Linked DNA regions of Homo sapiens: region 1 is linked to region 2. A link is a loop called in an ENCODE intact Hi-C map of the cell type or tissue named here. Cell type or tissue: Caco-2. All regions are shown on one strand. Links, peaks and the distances in the headings refer to the core of each region. The heading gives the core; the rest is flanking DNA.

Evidence for each region. Hi-C counts contacts between places; a loop is a spot of excess contacts. Peaks named below come from ENCODE experiments on the same cell type or tissue, not always from the same donor. Only the 100,000 strongest peaks of a DNase experiment are listed, where the experiment ranks them.
Region 1: it touches region 2 in a loop (3-fold over the local background); 12 of 110 quality-filtered maps call a loop at or near these places.

The regions. Positions count from the first base shown.
Region 1 is chr7:117,473,394-117,483,137 of GRCh38, forward strand. CFTR (CF transmembrane conductance regulator) reads left to right here and starts at 6,632. Exons shown (of 27, transcript NM_000492.4): 1 at 6,632-6,754. The coding sequence starts at 6,702. It overlaps LOC105375468 (a long non-coding RNA gene), which reads left to right. Exons shown (of 3, transcript XR_927901.2): 3 at 2,298-2,336. RefSeq lists silencers at 573-1,212, 4,383-6,325, enhancers at 2,831-3,853, 6,573-6,599, promoters at 4,705-6,668, 4,917-6,668, 5,881-6,667, 6,069-6,701, 6,529-6,654 and cis regulatory regions at 5,815, 5,890, 6,292, 6,443-6,450, 6,694. In Caco-2, for the core only: a CTCF peak has its summit at 7,777; a DNase peak (open chromatin) is centred at 6,498; H3K4me3 peaks cover 4,373 bases.
Region 2 is chr7:117,711,452-117,722,474 of GRCh38, forward strand. It overlaps CTTNBP2 (cortactin binding protein 2), which reads right to left. Exons shown (of 23, transcript NM_033427.3): 20 at 9,616-9,679; 21 at 8,053-8,185; 22 at 6,567-6,668; 23 at 1-331. The coding sequence ends at 86. LOC105375469 (a long non-coding RNA gene) reads left to right here and starts at 4,432. Exons shown (of 3, transcript XR_927902.3): 1 at 4,432-4,520. RefSeq lists a silencer at 2,231-2,756. In Caco-2, for the core only: a CTCF peak has its summit at 4,523 (motif pointing left); a DNase peak (open chromatin) is centred at 4,530.

The sequences.
Region 1 (9,744 bases), core at 1,608-9,607, 240 kb before region 2:
TATACATAACAGACATTTTTTTCTTACAAAGACGGTACCATACTAAACTTAATTTGCTTTTTTTGAAAAATTATATTTTTAGGTAAAACTTTGTAAGTTAATTTTTTTGGGTGAAAAACATGATACAAATTTATCAATTTGATTTTGCTTCATTAGCATGATATACTTTGTTCTAGAAAGTACTTAGGCAATTTTCATACATGTCTTTAAATATAATTTTTGCACATGTAAATAAGAGTTCCAAAGTATTTTGCCATCACTTCATCAGTGTTGCCTCTCAACAGCCTTTGAAGCGAGGAGATGCCAGTCACTGTCTCAGACACAAGGATGCAGGCTGTGGAGGCCAGTGAGCCATAGTCACTGAACTGGGAATTGGCTGTCCTTTTGACCATACAGATTAATCACTGTAGTTTCACCAATCACATTGAACTTGAAGATCAATAAATGACCCTAAAACAATGAGATTTCATAGACTCTTTCTATATAGTGGAAGTTAAAGCAAATCAGAAAGGAGTCCCTAAACCTGTGAATTCTTGAATTTTAGTTTTCCAGGTCAACAAGCCTTCTTTAAGTGACTTCATGTCCCGTCCTTGGTTTTTGATCATAGACTGGTATAAGAAATGACCATAAAATAAATGTTTTTGAGAAAATTATAGCTGAAAATACTGTCCATGATACCACTCAGTGATATAAGTCTCTAAACAGCAAACTCTTCCATGAATGGGGTGGAGGGAAGATGGTTTTTCTTTCCAGGTGAACTTACATATTGCCTTTTCTCAGATATCAGATTATGAGAATAATACAATGGACTGGGCTTTGACAGCCAAGACTTTCAGAATTGCTGTTAGTGCCCATGTGCAATAAAATTTTTCTATCATGTCTCTCTTATTATTTCAAATGCCCTGTTTTACTGTTTTGATTACTAATTATCTATTTAGAGGGAAACAGTTATAAATAAATAATTCACTGTTCTACTTACTGTGCACCCCTGCCTTTCTAAATATAACTCTTCTATGTAGCATGTAAATTACCACAGAACTCATCTCAGAAAAAAGATCACTACTTTTCTTTTTAGAATTCAAATTTATAATATCTAATTCTATAGGTGGCATCTGGCCTTTAGCATGATATCACCAATGAAAATTTAATCTGTGTTATGAATTCCCTTGTTTCTAGAAAAGCTTCAGCAGGAAAATGAGAAGAGAACCCATAAAAACCATAAAACATTTCATGAATGGTAGCTTTAGAAAATCTTACAGGATTTGGTAGCTTTTACATTTATGACAAAGTGATATTTTTGATGTTGTTCATAATTATTTCAGTTCATTAGCAGCATTAATAAGCTCCCGTTTTGTACAGCTTGAAGATCTTTAAGACTTCCTTAATGAGAAACTACCTTTAAGCTACGGAAGACCCATCAGGGTGCCAAATTCCATCTGGACACAGTTACAAATACACCACTGTTGATGAGCTGAAAATTAGAGCAACCAAACAACAGAGCTTTAAAATGTTATTTCAATGCAAAGGGACATTTTCACCATAGAAAAATAGAAGTTTGCCTCTAAATAAAAATGATTTTACAATTGCAAGAGTACTTGATTTACCCCTTTACATTTAGTTCAAATACCAAAAATTTCTTAAGGAATGAGAAATTCCAATGTTCCTGAGAATTCTGATAGCTTTTAGAGAGTTCAGTTTTCTGTAGCATTCCATTTTGCAATCCTATACAAATTTCTAATTTATAACCAGTGGTATGTAATGATAATTTCTAATATTTATTAAGTGTTTATTGGGTTCTAAGTGCTTTACGTCTGATATATGTATCACATTTAATTTATTTCATCCAGTGGTTCTTAACTGGGGACAACTTTGTACCTCTCTCCCCAACATATTTGGCAATCTCTGGAGATAGTCCTGGATCTCCAGATCTATCTGTCACAACCTAGGATGTATGTGGTCCTACGAGCATCCAGTGAATAGAAGCTAGAGATACTGCTGAACATTCCACAGTACAAGGGCAACCCCCACATCAAAGAATTATCCACACCCAAATGTCAGTAGTACTGAGGTAGAGAGACCCTAACTTAATCTGTTCAACAATCCTATGAGGTGATTTTTTTTTTTTTTTTGAGATAAGGTCTTACTCTGTCACCTAAACTGGAGTGCAGTGGCATGATCACAGCTCACTGCAGCCTCGATCTCCCAGGCTCAAGCCATCCACCTGCCTCAGCCTCCCAAGTAGCTGAGATCAGAAGCATGCACCACCACACCTGGCTATTTTTTTTATTTTTTTGTAGAGACAAGGTCTTACTGTGTTGCCCAGGCTGATCTCAAACTCCTGAGCTCAAGCAATCCTCCTGCCTCAGCTTCTCAAAGTTCTGGGATTACAGGCATGAGCCATGGCACCTGACCAAGGTGAGTGTATTTAACCTCATTTTCAGGCAAGGAAACAAAAGACAGAAAAGTTAAGTAGCTTACTTAAGGTCACAGAGCTAAGTGTGGTGCCAGGATTGAAAACCTAGTTCTTTATTGCTTTAGCACAAGCTATTTCCACTATACTCTGTCATGTTCAGAGAATGTTGATGTCCATCAGTGGATTCTAAATTTTGAAGGATGGAGATACTGCCTTATTCTGTACATCTGCTTTAGCACCCAAGCTCTTGCTTGGTGAAAAATTAATAGTAAACATTCATCTTTTGAGCATCTTCAAATATCCCCTTTAGAATGACATTCAATTATTAGGTCAGTAACCCCAAGAGAAAACGGTTGTTTGAGTGTATATACTGTATTACAAAATAAGGGGTGAATTCAAAGGAAAACATAAGATGCAATTCGTGCCTCCAAGGAGGTTGTAGGGAAGAGGGGTTATGAATGTATGTAAATAGAAGTTGGTGTGCGTGTGTGTTTATAAACAGAATTGTCAGACCAAACATTATTTTGGAAGCAGTAAAAGTAAACTAGAATCTGGCCTAGTCATGTCCCAGGACACCTCTTTCAAGTCCTGAAACATCTTTGTAAGACTGTAATGTGTGTTTACATCCTAGGTAATCACTGTGGCCCACTGTTGAAGAGCTGTGGCTGTTCTTACCCTTCTAGCTTAGATAAACTTATAAGCACAACCAGACTACATATATGAAGCTGAAGAGACCTTGTCTTTTTTTAACGAGCTTTTCTTCCCGATAGGAGTGACTATTTCTTTTCTTCTTCCACATTTTCAGGTTTTAGTGTACTTGTGATTGCTACCCACTTATCACTATTAAAGTCTACTCAGGAGAGAATCTGAGAAACACTCTCAAATTAAGTTGAACATGATGGATAAGTAAAGTATTGTGAAAGTTCACTCTCATGATTTCTAATGGTGAAACCTGGCAGGGTGACTAATCTTTGACGAGAAGGTTATCACTTATAATCTTTCATATATTGAGATCATTTGTAAGAAGCACCCAGCACATTGCTGAACACAAAGTAGGTATTAAATAAATGTTGGCTTCCTTTTCTCCTACTCATCCTCGCTCTTCTTTTTAATATACCTTTAAAATGATGCCACAGAAATGGCCACCCAATCTTCTATATTTAAGGTCAGTTCTTGCATTAGGAAATTCTATAGGGGAAGTATGTGAAGTATGTGTAGTCAGTCATTAAATGCTTGGGCTCTGGCCACAGATTGTTTAGGTTTAAATCCCAGTTTCCTCTTTTATTATTAATTGTGCAACTTGCTTGGGAAAACATGAAACTTGTTTTTCCTCAGGTTCATTATCTGTAATATATAGTGAATGAAGAAGTTTCCTGTCCCATGAAGGTGTTGTAAAGATTAAAAAAGGCAAATTAGGCTGTGTATTTGTCATAATAATTGGCATATATGGTAAGTGACCAACAACCATAAGGTATTATAAAATTGTTATAAAATGATATGAGCTATCATTGAGCAGCATGAAAGAAGAGCTTCACTGTTTCACCTACTATCACCCTGGCCCATTAATCTCTTTCCTGTTCCTGACATTTCAGAGATACGTTTAGGATTTCAATCATGACCTTAAGCCACATTTGAACAATTTTCTGGTGGATAAGTCCTCATTCCCACATTATGTATGTACCTAGATGCAAATCCTGAATATCATGTCGCAATTAGTGCATCTGGACATGCTTGCTAACTGTGTTAAAGCTCTGAATAATGGTAAAGTTTTATTTCTACCAAAACAAATTTGGGCTGTAATGTTTTATGATAAAAATCTGTGGTCTTCCTATGTACATGTGTGTGTACATGCTTAAAATGCAATGTTATAGTTAAATGTAATTCATTAAAAGTATGTAACTCCAGTGGCTACTTAGTTTGGCTACTTGGTTTGTAGATTTCTGCTTTCCTGTTTCATTGTTAAACAGGTCTAGAAGTTATTATTTCATGAAACTAATGTGAGGAAAAAGACTATGTTGATATATAAGTGACATTATATAAATACATGAGGGATGATTTGATTAGAAGCAGTATTACACAGTGATAGGAGTAATGGTTTAGAACTAGACTCAGGTTTGAATCTTAGCTCTATCATTATAGGCATTTACTTAACTTTTCTTGTTTGCTTAACTGAAAACTGAAGATAATAACACCTATTTACATGGTTGTTATAAGGGTTATATGAATAATGTCTGGCAAATAGTAAGAACTCAAGTAACTGTTTCACTCTTTCCAGAAGGAGATTGGCTGAAAAATATTTGGAGTCTCCTCCAGCCATATTCCTTGGTCAGCTTCTATGATCCTCTTTGGAGCTTAATTCTTAATCCCTTTATTTTCACTTGCTTGTTGATAACAAAGAAGAACTAATTATTAATTTATTTCAAAATGCATGTATTATATTTGATGGGCCACACTAACAGTTATAAACCAAACAACAGATTGGGAATGGGGAAGTGGATGTGGTGAGTTCAATCACATGTCTGGGAAAAGTCAATAGTGAAGACAGAGTCTCACAATTTTTTGTCATAATGGAGAGATGAAAACACAGGTAGAGGATTTCAAACAACAGAGTGGATGGTGAGTTAAAAATGCTGAAATTCTTTCCTGGTGTCTAACTTAATGCAATGTGGTTTATCTCTTTGCTCTTTTCTCTACTATTCAAATTTAGGATAATAAAGATTAAATGTTTCTAAATCTTACTTTACAATATCAAGAAAAAAAGGTATGCTTTTGCCCACGGAAGGGCAAAGCAGAGCTATGAAAACCTGCTGAACACATTCTTTATTTTCAACACAGGTTCTTGTCTTTCCATCATGAAATGCACATTTTATTTGTACTGTATTTGGGTGACCACAAGTCAACAACAAGATAATTCACAAGACCCTTGCCTTAGATGTGTCGGCAATAAAGTAATCAGGCCAAAATTTTTACTTTCCTTTGAATTTTTCAATTCAAACACAATGTATGCTTGCTTTTACACAGTAGGGTTCAGGGATTAGAGGGTTGGCTCTTTAAAAACCGTCAGAGACACAGGCAATCCTACACAAAATTCTCAGAAGGAAGGCGCCTACGCCTGGGAATGCCCAGATGCCCCTCAGAGAGTTGAAGATGGCGTTTCTCTGAGTCAGGTCAAAGTTAACACATTACCTTCGCTTCAAAGACTGCTTGGCTTCCTTTCGGTGGATTAGTCAAGATGTTTTGCTGACTGAGACTAGGAAATCTATAGGAGGGCGGGTTAGTTTACATTGTTCCTTGTCATTATCGCTAAAACACTCCAAAGCCTTCCTTAAAAATGCGCACTGGGCTAAAAAGGATAGACAAGGAACACATCCTGGGCCGGTAATTACGCAAAGCATTATCTCCTCTTACCTCCTTGCAGATTTTTTTTTCTCTTTCAGTACGTGTCCTAAGATTTCTGTGCCACCCTTGGAGTTCACTCACCTAAACCTGAAACTAATAAAGCTTGGTTCTTTTCTCCGACACGCAAAGGAAGCGCTAAGGTAAATGCATCAGACCCACACTGCCGCGGAACTTTTCGGCTCTCTAAGGCTGTATTTTGATATACGAAAGGCACATTTTCCTTCCCTTTTCAAAATGCACCTTGCAAACGTAACAGGAACCCGACTAGGATCATCGGGAAAAGGAGGAGGAGGAGGAAGGCAGGCTCCGGGGAAGCTGGTGGCAGCGGGTCCTGGGTCTGGCGGACCCTGACGCGAAGGAGGGTCTAGGAAGCTCTCCGGGGAGCCGGTTCTCCCGCCGGTGGCTTCTTCTGTCCTCCAGCGTTGCCAACTGGACCTAAAGAGAGGCCGCGACTGTCGCCCACCTGCGGGATGGGCCTGGTGCTGGGCGGTAAGGACACGGACCTGGAAGGAGCGCGCGCGAGGGAGGGAGGCTGGGAGTCAGAATCGGGAAAGGGAGGTGCGGGGCGGCGAGGGAGCGAAGGAGGAGAGGAGGAAGGAGCGGGAGGGGTGCTGGCGGGGGTGCGTAGTGGGTGGAGAAAGCCGCTAGAGCAAATTTGGGGCCGGACCAGGCAGCACTCGGCTTTTAACCTGGGCAGTGAAGGCGGGGGAAAGAGCAAAAGGAAGGGGTGGTGTGCGGAGTAGGGGTGGGTGGGGGGAATTGGAAGCAAATGACATCACAGCAGGTCAGAGAAAAAGGGTTGAGCGGCAGGCACCCAGAGTAGTAGGTCTTTGGCATTAGGAGCTTGAGCCCAGACGGCCCTAGCAGGGACCCCAGCGCCCGAGAGACCATGCAGAGGTCGCCTCTGGAAAAGGCCAGCGTTGTCTCCAAACTTTTTTTCAGGTGAGAAGGTGGCCAACCGAGCTTCGGAAAGACACGTGCCCACGAAAGAGGAGGGCGTGTGTATGGGTTGGGTTTGGGGTAAAGGAATAAGCAGTTTTTAAAAAGATGCGCTATCATTCATTGTTTTGAAAGAAAATGTGGGTATTGTAGAATAAAACAGAAAGCATTAAGAAGAGATGGAAGAATGAACTGAAGCTGATTGAATAGAGAGCCACATCTACTTGCAACTGAAAAGTTAGAATCTCAAGACTCAAGTACGCTACTATGCACTTGTTTTATTTCATTTTTCTAAGAAACTAAAAATACTTGTTAATAAGTACCTAAGTATGGTTTATTGGTTTTCCCCCTTCATGCCTTGGACACTTGATTGTCTTCTTGGCACATACAGGTGCCATGCCTGCATATAGTAAGTGCTCAGAAAACATTTCTTGACTGAATTCAGCCAACAAAAATTTTGGGGTAGGTAGAAAATATATGCTTAAAGTATTTATTGTTATGAGACTGGATATATCTAGTATTTGTCACAGGTAAATGATTCTTCAAAAATTGAAAGCAAATTTGTTGAAATATTTATTTTGAAAAAAGTTACTTCACAAGCTATAAATTTTAAAAGCCATAGGAATAGATACCGAAGTTATATCCAACTGACATTTAATAAATTGTATTCATAGCCTAATGTGATGAGCCACAGAAGCTTGCAAACTTTAATGAGATTTTTTAAAATAGCATCTAAGTTCGGAATCTTAGGCAAAGTGTTGTTAGATGTAGCACTTCATATTTGAAGTGTTCTTTGGATATTGCATCTACTTTGTTCCTGTTATTATACTGGTGTGAATGAATGAATAGGTACTGCTCTCTCTTGGGACATTACTTGACACATAATTACCCAATGAATAAGCATACTGAGGTATCAAAAAAGTCAAATATGTTATAAATAGCTCATATATGTGTGTAGGGGGGAAGGAATTTAGCTTTCACATCTCTCTTATGTTTAGTTCTCTGCATGTGCAGTTAATCCTGGAACTCCGGTGCTAAGGAGAGACTGTTGGCCCTTGAAGGAGAGCTCCTCCCTGTGGATGAGAGAGAAGGACTTTACTCTTTGGAATTATCTTTTTGTGTTGATGTTATCCACCTTTTGTTACTCCACCTATAAAATCGGCTTATCTATTGATCTGTTTTCCTAGTCCTTATAAAGTCAAAATGTTAATTGGCATAAATTATAGACTTTTTTTAGCAGAGAACTTTGAGGAACCTAAATGCCAACCAGTCTAAAAATGCAGTTTTCAGAAGAATGAATATTTCATGGATAGTTCTAAATACTAATGAACTTTAAAATAGCTTACTATTGATCTGTCAAAGTGGGTTTTTATATAATTTTCTTTTTACAAATCACCTGACACATTTAATATAGGTTAAAAAATGCTATCAGGCTGGTTTGCAAAGAAAATGTATTACAAAGGCTGCTAAGTGTGTTAAGAGCATACTCATTTCTGTTCTCCAAAATATTTCATAAGGTGCTTTAAGAATAGGTATGTTTTTAAAAGTTAAGTTCCTACTATTTATAGGAACTGACAATCACCTAAAATACCAATGATTACAAACTTCCTTCTGGCCTTCTGGACTGCAATTCTAAAAGTGTAAAAAACATATTTTCTGCATTAAGTTAGGCAGTATTGCTTAGTTTTCAAAGTGGTAGGCTTTGGAGTCAGATTATTTTGATTCAGATCCTACATCTACTGTTTAGTAGCTCTGTTGCCTGAGGCAGGTCCCTTAACATCTCTGTGTGTGACTTGACCTTTAAAATTTGGAGACTGTCATAGGGGTTAATCCCTTGAGAAAATGAATGTGAAAAGTTAGCCTAATGTTAACTGCTATTATTATGGATTACCATATTTTCACATTCATCACAGTACATGCACCTTGTTAATATAAGATGCTCAATTCATCTTTGAGTATAATTTTGTGACTCTCAATCTGGATATGCAATGAGTGGGCCTGTATGAGAATTTAATTTATGAAAAATTGTGTTTCACATGGCCTTACCAGATATACAGGAAACACGTCACATGTTTCTATTGTATGTTGTTAAATGCCTTAGAATTTAACTTTCTGAATAGGATCCCTTCAGTTTGAGAGTCATAAAAGAGTAAAATTATTATGGTATGAGTTATAGATTGTATTGAATATCTCTTTATATGTCTAGGTTTTGTCATTGGAAAACCAAAAAGTTTGGAAAAAAAATCTAAGTTATTTCTTACTTTCTTAATTTTGTGTGGATTTCACATCAAGTATAAAATTTGAAGAACATCTGAACTATCATAATCCATATATATATATAAAATAAACATAATCTAAGAGAGAATTTCACCATGAAAAATTCAGGTAGTTCATGACTATCAGAGCAAACAAGTACATTAAATTGAAACTTTTATGAAAATAACATTTATGAAATAGGAAGCTATTTTTAAACTAGAAGTGATATATTAGCATATAATTTATAATTCATATACAAGTGGGATTGATTTATAAATGGTCACCAACAGAGATTGTGCTATTTAATTTGGGAAAATTTTTTAAATTTACATTTTCTCACAACTTTTAAGGTAGTTATTCAGTTTGTTCCTCTCTGTCTCTTCTCTCATGCCCTGAATTTTTCATATTTCGTTTAGTTGTAAGAGTGTATATCAAACCGTGTGTCACATGACATAACTTGAATTTTCGTCGTGATATCTGTGCTATGTCTAGGTCTATACTGAGGAACTGTGGGAACCCCACAGAATCCAAGTATACAGTGCCACTGATTTCTTACAAGGGATGTGGGGTCTCCTGTAAACTCTGCAGTTAGTCTCAAGTAAGACCAAAGAGTAAAATATTGTTAGGATCTAAGGTGGAAATTCAGCAAAGAATCACATAGTCTAAGTCTCGAGTTTAACAGTAAGATAATTTGAGATACTTTTGTAATTATTAAACACAAAGTAATGAGAGATTTT
Region 2 (11,023 bases), core at 1,180-9,179:
ATCAATTTAAAGGTATTTGTATCTTGTTGTCCTTGGTTTCTGTGTGAAATAGAGGAAGTTAATAATGAGAATATTGTAGGCAGGCCTATTTGTTAGGTTTTTCTAGGTGTTCATTTTTGTGTAAGTTCCAATTCACTTCTTTTGAGTTGTTGTTGATTTCTATTTGCCTTGTATTACTGCTGCTGCTGCTTCTTTTGGTGTTCTGGGAACACTGGGTGACTTTACTTCTAGGAACAGGAAGAAAAGATTTAACTCTTGAAACACCCAACTCAGTCTTTGATTTACTGTTGCTGCATTCAGTAGTTTGATGGCTGCTGAGAGGACTGACCTCCTGTAAGAGACAAGAAACCACACAAGTTTATCACAAACTTCTCCTGTTATGAGCCCTACCCCTGCCTCCTCTTTGAGCAAATGTACAGGAGTTTCTCTCTAAAACTATAGGTTCTCGTGAAAAATCAAAAGAAAATGGAGAGGAGAAGCTGAGTAATTAATTTCCTATAGACTTACTGCATGATTTTCATTAATCCATCTGCTGTTACAAAATTCCTAAATACAGGAGTCAGTGAATCAAGTGCTAAGGCGTCGATCTCCTTACCAACAGAAACTTCACAAAATTACAGGCATGAGGAAATCACCAAATTGGAGTAGTCCCATTTGTAGGTAGCTCTACAAACTATGTCACCTTGGGTAAATCACCTAACTTTTCTGCTTTCTACTTTCAAGTCTTAAAAGTGAACTATTACTCAATAATCAAATAATCTGGGGGCATATAGGAGAAAACATAAGAGAAACATTCCTTCCCTAGCAGAACCTACATTCATCTATGGTTAGGCCACTCAAGATCTTCCATACTTGGAAGCTGCATGTTCTCATTTCTCTAATGTTTCAGAAATCCTGTGATTACCTGGTCAATGTCTCTCATTTTGCCCATGAAGAATCTGAGAGCTGGATAGGTAAGATGATTTGCCCACAGTGAACGGAGTGGTGAAGCTGGGACAAGACCTCAGGTCTCCCAACTTTCACTCAAGGTATTTTCCCTATATTGCATTAAATTCTGCAAACTAACAAACATGACATGACTCCTACTAAGTGACCTACTCTGAATGCCTCTGAAGGAGTTGACCTTGATAACTTCTCCTCTTCAAAAGTAATAATGCACCCAACAGCAATATAACCATTACAAGAATTTAAAACAAAACTAAAATTTAACAGGAAAAATCTGGCTTCATCTGGCAGTTGCGGCAGTTGCATTCTCCTGGGTATCGTCTTATATGACATTGGAATCACCTGGGGGAGCTTTAATAGTCATTGGCTGGGCCCTATTACCAGAGATTCATATTTAATAGTTCTGGGGTGTGGCATGGACATACGATTTTAAAAAATCTTGCGGCCAAAGAACGCCTAGCTTAACTCCTCACTATCCTTTTTCTCCATTGAGCAATTAAATCAAGGGTCCCCAAGCCACAGGCTGTGGACCAGTCCATGGCCTATTAATAACTGGGCAGCACAGCAGGACGTGAGCGGGGGCGAGCCAGTATTACCACCTGAGCTCCGCCTCCTGTCAGATCAGCAGCATTAGATTCTCATAGTAGTACAAACCCTCTTGTGAATTGTGCAAGTGAGGGGTCTAGGTTGCCCAGTCCTTGCGAGAATCTAATGCCTAAAGATCTGAGATGGAACAGTTTCATCCGGAAACTACCCAGGTCCGTGGAAAAATTGTCTTCCACGAAACCAGTCTCCAGTGCCAAAATGGCTGGGGACTGCTGTCCTAAATGGTAGCATTTTTCTTAGCCCTCTATAAGTCACACATTGATAATCTTTCCCTTCAGAGTATTTCAAGCTCTAAGTATTTCCCAAAGTTCTTTCTTTAGCCCTCATTTATCTCCTGCATTTCCACCCCACTAATTCACCTATATGTCTAGCCACACTTCAAATTCTTTCTAAAACTGTATTTATTGCATTTCTTCAATACTAATTTCTAAAGCCTTTCCGCTTGGCTCATTACTGGCTAATGCTGCTCTCCCAGTGAATTTAGCAGGAAATCCTCAGTTATCTTTAGCAGCTGCCTTTCTCTCTCTCCTCACCAACCTAATCCAATGTTACCCACAAAATGGGCAGAGAATTATGGCTGTGTTTGTGTGAATAGGAAGGTAAAGGATAAGTCCTCACTAACTGGCATGTCACTAAAGTTCTTTTAAAGTTTGGCTCCAATCCCCTTTAAATCCTATTTTTCCTTTACTTCCCTGTTAAAGTCCTAATTCTTTAAAGCCCAACACAACATGTTCATTAAACTACCCCTAAATCACCAAAGTGAAATCTCTTGGGGTCAGATTTTCAGACTCAGCTAATCTTAAGTGGAACAGCAATGTAACTCTAATATATACTTGGCTAGTGGTTTGGGAAAATATAAAAACACTGAAACAACAAATATGTAATGGAGAATAAAGAGGGGACAAATCTGGGGTCCAGGCCACCTGCATTTACAGGGAAAGGAAAGAGAAGTCTAGACTGCAAGAAGCTAGCTTAGAAAGGCAAGAGCTTCCTGATAAAACAAAAAACAGATGGGCTCGGTTTTAACTACGTCCGAGGAAGCCTGGAAAAAGGCTGAGCTACATCTGGTGAGGGAACACATCCTAGTCCATCCTCGTCACCTCCATGTGTACTTGATGGTATGTTAAGGGCGAATCTGCTTAGTATGTTCTGCTTTTGTTTTGTAAAGATGCTTATGCTGTCAAGTTACCAGAAAGAAAATGAGAAGTTACATTGCTTGTCATGAGTTGGATGGTGATAGTCACAACTGTAAAAACAGTGCAGGTACCAGGATCCAATCTCATTTTTCCTAACAAGAAATTACTGTTAAGTCCGCAAAATGGGACTTGGTCATGGGCCTACTAAGGCCAATTAGAACTTGTAATTTGGTTTAAAACACCAGCAAATGCAACACATACGTAGTATTCAGAAAACATGAAATATGGCATTATAATAAGGATAACAGTTAGTTGCTATACAGAATCTGGTGGTGAGGGGAGTTGTTTAATTTTGCCATTATTGTCAAATCTACAGAGTTAATTAATGCCATGGCCCAGAGGAAGGAAAGGAGACATACACTGTTCTAGTCTGTTTCTGTACCTGCAACATGATGGTGAGGGGAGTGTACCTTCATGGTCTGAGGCAGGAAATATCCACATGAAATAAAGTACTGAGAAGTACCCAGAACAACTAAAAACATGTAGTTTGGTCAGTCCCTGGAAGTGTGAGGCTAGAATGGAAGGAGTTAGGATGAGAACATGGAGAATCACTTGGGCTTAGCGTGAGCCACAGCAATTCAAGGCCAGGAGTGCAAGAATAGAGCAGGTGACCAATGCACAGCATCCTGCCTGAAAAGTGCTCCTGACACCCTGGAAGTCAAGCCTAGGGGGCAGCGGAGTTTAGGAGCAGGAGAGTTACAGGTGTTTAATGCTTCCTGGGCTAAAACCCCCGAATTATCTGTATTAAATGTATAACGTTTACTATCCATATTGCTGTGCATGTTAAACTCAAAAACTAATTTGTGTAGAAAGGCACTGACCTAAAGTAAGTTTTATTTAGCCTTAAAGAATTGGTAAATCAGAGCAATTCATTCAATACACAGCATCTACTAGAAGCTAAGAAGATATTGTAATTCCTCTAGATGGGAAAGTTAGGGGCAGGAGGAAAAGAACAACATGTAGGGAAGGTGGCATTGGGGGTGAGTCTTTAAAGAGGCACAGGACTGTGACGAGAGAAGGTTCTATGGGGAGGAGTACAGAGGGAAGTAGTAAATTACATGTAAAAAAGGAACATGTGAAAAGCTACATGAAGGCATCTCAATCCCTCTAAAGATATATTTGGAAAGAAAGAAATGGGTGGAAAATGAAGATGACAGATCAGGGCTATGTTTTAGAACAGTGGGTCTCAACCCTGGATGCATGTAAGAATCACCAGGGACCTTTAAAAAACCCATTGTCCAGGCTTCCCCTCAGACTAGAGTCCAGGCCCTGAAGTTAAAAAAAAAAAAAAAAAAGAAGCCTCAAGTGGATTTCATCATGCAACCAAAGATGTGAACTTGTCCTTTCAGAGGATTAGTTTGGATTTACATAAAAGGAAAACATTTATTAACATTTGTTCTTCCTGTTGATTTAAATATGTATATTTGTTTTTAATTCAGAAGGCCTGCTAAATGCCACTTGATTAGTAAACCCAATTACTCTCCCTTACTGTTAGAGCAGTGAGGAGTTATATTGTTGCAAATAATAAAGATAACTTACTCATTTTTGTTTTCCAACAGATAATGATGGTTGCAGGGCCCCTCTTCAATGGAGGCATTGCCAGCCTTCTGGCCATGAAGGAGAAAGTGATTTCAACTAACCCAGGAAACTCTTACCTCTAAATGGAGATACTTCCTGATAACAGAAGAAACTGGGCATCTAACCCAGAAATACCAGCTGAGTAGGAGAAGAGAAAAGGCATCAGCCAGTCAAGGTTTCAGAAGGCTGCCAACAGTAAGTACCACTTTGCCCTCTGCTGGCACTTTCTGAGAAAAACATCATCTAGCTCTTGGGGAAGAGTCCCTCCAAATAAGTGTCTTCAGTGGGCAAAGGGAGAGAAGACTAGGAGGCAGCGGTCCTAATTCCCACATCAAATTGCACATTTAAACAATAACATAGTTTTTTTTTCTTTGTATAAGAGCCCAGATAGTATAAAAGGACTCGCTTTAAAAAATATCTTAAACAAAGCTGCCCAGAACTTTGACTTTCAGTACTACTTTTTTTTTGTGGACAGTACCTTATTGTAGCAACTCAATATGGTCATGTGACAGAGAAATAGGGGTATGACAATGTTTGTTTCTTTATTAGACATTTAAGCAGCAGCCATTCTCTATTTTTACACAAGAAAGTGATTTGGGCTTATGGGGAAGGTGGTTCACTGTTCCTCTTGCTAAGATCCTCCTGGCCCCTTCCACTGACGATGTTCCACAAGGAATCCTAAATTCTTGGGTCCTAGAGACTGGCGTCCAGTCAAGCACAGCTCAGAGCAAGCCAATAAATACAGGGGGAGTGAGTTGAGGCTTTAAAGATAGCAAAGGGATGGGCCCTAGACTGTTTTCCAACCAGAAGGCTCAGTGCTGACTCCAGGTCACCTTCTTAGGTCATCCTCCAAATTTTGCTGGGCTTCTAAATTGTTCCCAGTTGAACAAAAAAAGGCAGACATTATGATAGAGTGAGCTTGAAAGCCATGCTTTTCTTCACAGGACATCATGTTAAATATTTTGTATTAGAGCCCCCAGCCGTGTAAATTCCCACTCCCATACCTGCTCTCCCAATGCATGCAGCTCACATAGTTCCACATGTAATAGCCAGGATCAAAACTTAATGAAGCAGTGAGGGAGCGGGGCTGTGGGGCCCAGTGCCGCTAGGTGATCAGATAAAGCTTAATAACTTAATAGTCTCACCATGCTTACTTTATAATCCTGCTCTCTGCGCCCCACCTTCCCACCCACACACAGGTCTTTGCCGTTCTCATCTACTCCCAAGGTGGCTTACAATCAATCAACATGGTTTGGTGAACAAACCATATATTACAAAGTGCTTCTGTGAAGTCTGCATCCTCACAACTAATGAGTGAGACATTTCTCATTGTTTCTGCTCACCCAGGAATACCATGCTGTGCCAGCTCTTGCCATTTATTAACCAACTGATAATGGTGCAGTGCTGTAGTCATGGAAGCTATTTCAAAAGGTTAAGGAAGTCTACTGGAATCCTGGTTCTTCTAGTTGCCATTCAGACTTATTTTTAAAGTCTCATTGAAATGTAATGCATGTTATGGAAAGTCAGGATGAAATAAAATTGAGATTTTTTTTTTTTGCAATGTATAAGACCTTTATGTTATCACTCAGTGCTTTGTTTTGTTATAATTAACTCTAATTTTCTAAAATGCAGGAAACCTTAGGAACAACCAAGATGACAGTTTTGTTACCTTAGTACCCCCGCATCCACAATTTTGTTTTCTGTGATCTGGAAATACACAATTCATAAATTTGCAGGCCATTCTAAGTAGCATGATGAAATCTTGCACCATCCTACTCTGTTCTGCCCTGGATGTGAATCAACTTATTCATTCTGTCTACATTACCCACACACTGACCACTTAGTAGCCCTCTAGGTTATCGGATTGAAGGAATATAGTGTATATAAACTTTGGTACTATCTTAGATTTCAGGCATCACCTGAGGATAAGGCAGAACTACAATATTTCTAGTTTTGTCATATAAAATGAAAAAAAAAAAAACATGGAGATCTCAACAGACACCCAAAATTTTGGAATCAAATTGAAGGGAAAAAAGTAATGCTTTCCTATGTCATTTTTTTCCAAAATATTCTATAAGTACTCTTTCTAAAACCTAATGAACACTTTTACCTTTATCCTATTTCTCAGTTCTTAGCTTTGGTTTAAAAAAATAACTCTGTGATTCACACTGAAAGATGATTTGTGAAGTCAATTCCACAGCAATCATCCTTTGTTCACTTTGGGGAGAAAGGGACACTTACCTTTTGTGACACTGGCATTCTCAGATTATTAATAGTTGCTGAAAGTACAGGGTTGTTTCCAGAACTATCAAACATCCTTAAATCATCCCTGGAATCAGCAATCTAGAAAATACAGAATTTGCCCGGTCATGTCTCCACAGTCACACTGTGCATACTCAAGGCACAGCTAAATGGTGGAGAAATCACAGCAGAAGTGTTACTCTTATCCTCTTCCCTGCCCCTCAAGTCCTGAACTGTTCACATGAAAGAAAGACTTCAAGTCTTAATGTAAAACTGACAGCAAATGCATGAGAAACATCCTCTAAGGAAAAAGAATCCACTTAAAACGTCAAAAGAAGACCAGAAGAACTCTCTAGGGAAAAAAAAGGCACTTTGCAAGTAAAGAAAGGATATAAAATTTGCAAGATTTTAATCATTACCTTACTTTTCCAGTGGATATATACTTTGTTTCCAACAAAGTTAAATAAGAGTGAATTCTACTTTGTCGTAGATATTATGACGATTCAAATAATACAGTTGAGTGTCTCAGGGGAAGCTGAACGTTACAGCCACTCATAAGGCATCTATCAAGGCAGCTCGGTGAAACCTGCTGCAGATACTAGAGTGCCAAAACAGGTTGAACTTGATGCTGTCCATGTTTTCTGTGAGATTTCAGGTCACTGTTTTCCATATTTGGTCTCAAATTTCACAGCTTAGAGATTATGATGATATGCATTATACAAGCTAATTCTTTTTCTCATTTGCAAAGAAAGTTGTTGCTTGGTCTATAACATAAGTCTGCTGTGATGCTTGTTATAATTTTCTTACTGATAGATGACTGATATGCCAAAGTTAGGAATGTGGAAAGGAAAAATATCTGAGGAAACTCAAATTTAGGCTTATATAAAAAGCTGCCCAGGCTGGGTACAGTGGCTCACGCTTGTAATCCCAGCATTTTGGGAGGCTGAGGCGGGCAGGTCACCTGAGGTCAGGAGTTCAAGACCAGCCTGACCAACATGGCGAAACCCTGTCTCTACTAAAAAGTCCAAAAATTAGCCAGGCGTTGTGGGGGACACACCTGTAATCCCAGCTACTTGGGAGGCTGAGGCAGGGAGAACTGCTTGAACCCGGGAGGCGGAGCTTGCAGTGAGCCAAGATCCCGCCACTGCACTCCAGTCTGGGCGACAAGAGCGAAACTCCATCTCCAAAAATAAAAAAGAAAAGCTGCCCAAATGAATTGATGTGACTTGTACTAATGCAATTAACATACAATTTTAACTTCAGGTCTTGGAGGAGTTTGGAAAAGCAGGCTTCACAAAGTAGAGCTCCTTTATTGTATAAATGATATTTAGGAAGAAACGGCCTTTCTAAGCAAGGTGAGGGATGGTTTGATTTGGATCATTAACCATACTATCAATAAGGAATTTCTTTTAGGGAATTGTGGTCCCCCAAAAGTCTCCCAGCTGTTGAGTAGAGCCATTCAATGCCCCCCATTTGTACTGCTCACCTTGCTGATATCAGACTCAGACTTGCTGGAGCACATGCTCTGAAGTTCCTTGACAAGATCTGCTTCGTCATCTGAACCCAGAGAGAGTCTCTGATCCAAATTCAACGTCAGTGATAGATCATTCTCTAAAGACCTAACACAAAGTTCAGAAAAACGTTTTTCAAAGTGAGAACAATTCCCAATTTGGAAATCTAGACACTGTACCTTTTTTGGGATTTGGTGTGGGGTAGGGAAAATGTTTTTAATAGCCTTTAAAGTATTTCATAAATGTCATTTAATGCAAGAAATTTCCACAGGATTTTGGTAACTCCTACTCAAAATTCTTGAGAGGATAAAATTTTGTTTCACAAAGAACTTCACTTTGATGTACAATATTCCAAGCTCCTTATTCTTGCCGTTTCTTGTCTCCCAGGCCAGATAGGATGCTAAACACTGTGGCATAGGGGACAATGTGATAAAATGGGACAAACACGGATTTCAAACTTGGCTCTATTGCTAGCTAGCAATATGACCATGCACCAGGTTTTCTTAACACCTCAGTTCCTGGGTTCCCTTTTCTGTAAATAACCCTTATGTGTACATCCTAGGGTTGCTGGAAAAATGATACAGGCTGTTGCAGGTCATGGATCTAGCTGCGGTCCTGGCAGAAAATAGCGTGCCATGCAGTTTCCTTCATCTCCCTTCTCTCTCTTTACCCTCCCCTCTTCTGTAATGCTGCAAACCAGCGGACATGATCCTAAATGTTACATGCCAAGTGACAGGGCACACAATTTATTGGGCTATCATGGGGACCTATTTACAAACTGCCTAAACATTTCTATAATTGTCCAAATCATCCTTTATACCTTGATATTTGTAAGCTGAAATAGTCTATTTCTTAGGAACAATATAATAAATTATCACTGTAAATTTATAGCACTTAAAAATCACGCCTGTAATCCCAGCACTTTGGGAGGCCTAGGCAGATGGATCACAAGGTCAGGAGTTCGAAACCAGCCAGGCCAACATGGTGAAACGCCGTCTCTACTAAAAATACAAAAATTAGCCAGGCACGGTGGCAGGCACCTGTAATCCCAGCCACACAAGAGGCTGAGGCAGGAGAATTGCTTGAACCTGGAGGTGGAGGTTGCAGTGAACCGAGATCATGCCACTGCACTCCAGCCTGGGCAAGAGAGCAAGACTCTGTCTCCAAAAAAAAGAAAAAAGTCATACTGTTTCTGTAAATCTGTGGAAAAGTCATCTAATGACTATCTAAAAGTTCACAAATGCATAAACAAAATTTGATCAAATGAAACCTATAATATTTCTAACCTTATTCAACAAATTACAAGCAAAATAGTCTTCATATTGCATTATATTAATCTTAACGAACAATTTAGACGTTATCCAAAGACACCATTAGATTTCAGTTTAATATCAGCATTTGAATGACATATATAACTTTTTTAAAACCATATTAACATAATAGTCATTCAAATGAGAACATGGAACATTTAAAATAGTAATTGAAGTTACTTGATTTATCTTTGTTTGCTGTGAGTTAAATTTGAAAGGGGAACTTACTTTTGTTTTGACAGAGAAGCATTCCTGTTACAATTCAGCTGTGATATAGTCTTATTTTTCATACCTGTTAAAAAAGAGAACCATTTTCAATAGATCATTATCCCTGTGCCTCTTGAATTCTGTATTTAAAAGAAACAGACTGTGGACTTTGCAGTACTTTCATACTGTTCTTGGATTAGTATCCAGGATTTGAGGAGATTTTCCCCAGGACAGAGGCTCTGGGCATAGCCTCCTGCAGAGGCACTGTGGGAAAGTCAAGGAATAGCCAACTCCCTCGAGTACATTTTGATGGAACTCGGTACAACTAACACTACCTGAAGCTCAAGTCAAGAATCCTGAATTTCACTTTTATGGATGGCCGTTCTTCTCTTTAGTCAAGTCCCTAGTTCCTTAGGCCCTTGTTCTCAAAGGACCAAAAGAAGATTTTAATACCTGCCTTTTGATGATGGTAATCACCCTTTCTCTACCTTTGTGTGCATTCTAACACTACTATGTAATCAAGTATAGTTTTTGATATGTGGCATTAGCCATGTACTTGTAGAAATTTAACTTTTAACAGCTTTTGCATTATACAGAAGAGAAAATATGAACAGGGTACAAAAAGTCATAGAATTTAAATGCTGAAAATCATATGTTTTTTAAACTGCAGATTATGACACAGTTAAAAAAAGAGAAAATAGCCTGTATTTCTTGCTGGAGGTATACTGATGCATATCAGTTATATATACACACAAATGCAGAGGCTTGTGTGTACAGATCATGGTGTAAAATGTATTTCTCACAATGGGTTATGGTTGAAGTTTGAGAAACACTCTTATAAACCATTTTAGACTCAATGTTATGAATGCATTAAAACAGTTGCTTTTGAGTGAATTCTAAAAATATTAATGTTGTCAACACAAATTTTCTCTAAAGAATGTTTTGGAAAAGTAAATATATCCTCATTAAAAGCAGATCAAAGAAAATCACTGTCGAGTTTCTTTAGTCATACTTCTGTCATTATTGTCCAAAGCACTGACTAGTGGCTTCTACTAATTACTACATAGCGCACAGCCTTGGGCTCTGCCCTAAAAGCCTGGGATCTGACATCATTGGCCTTTCTGTTTTAGGTCAGGAAAGAAATGGGCTGTCTCTTTATCAAATTTGATAAGCTTCCATAGTGATCTGCATGCAAAAGGATTCCTGTGTTGGTTTTTTTTTTTTTTTTAACCAAAGTCACCCCAACCATTGTAATAATCATATATACAGTGTAATTATTGGAAAAATTTACCATTATAAAAATAACGAGAGGCATGTCAGTCATGGTTTCTAACCCAACTACTGACTCATGAATTATATACTTTGTAAAGTTAACTTTTAGAAATTTCCTTGAAGTCAGTGTAAACTCTTGTAGTTTTATTCTGTCAAA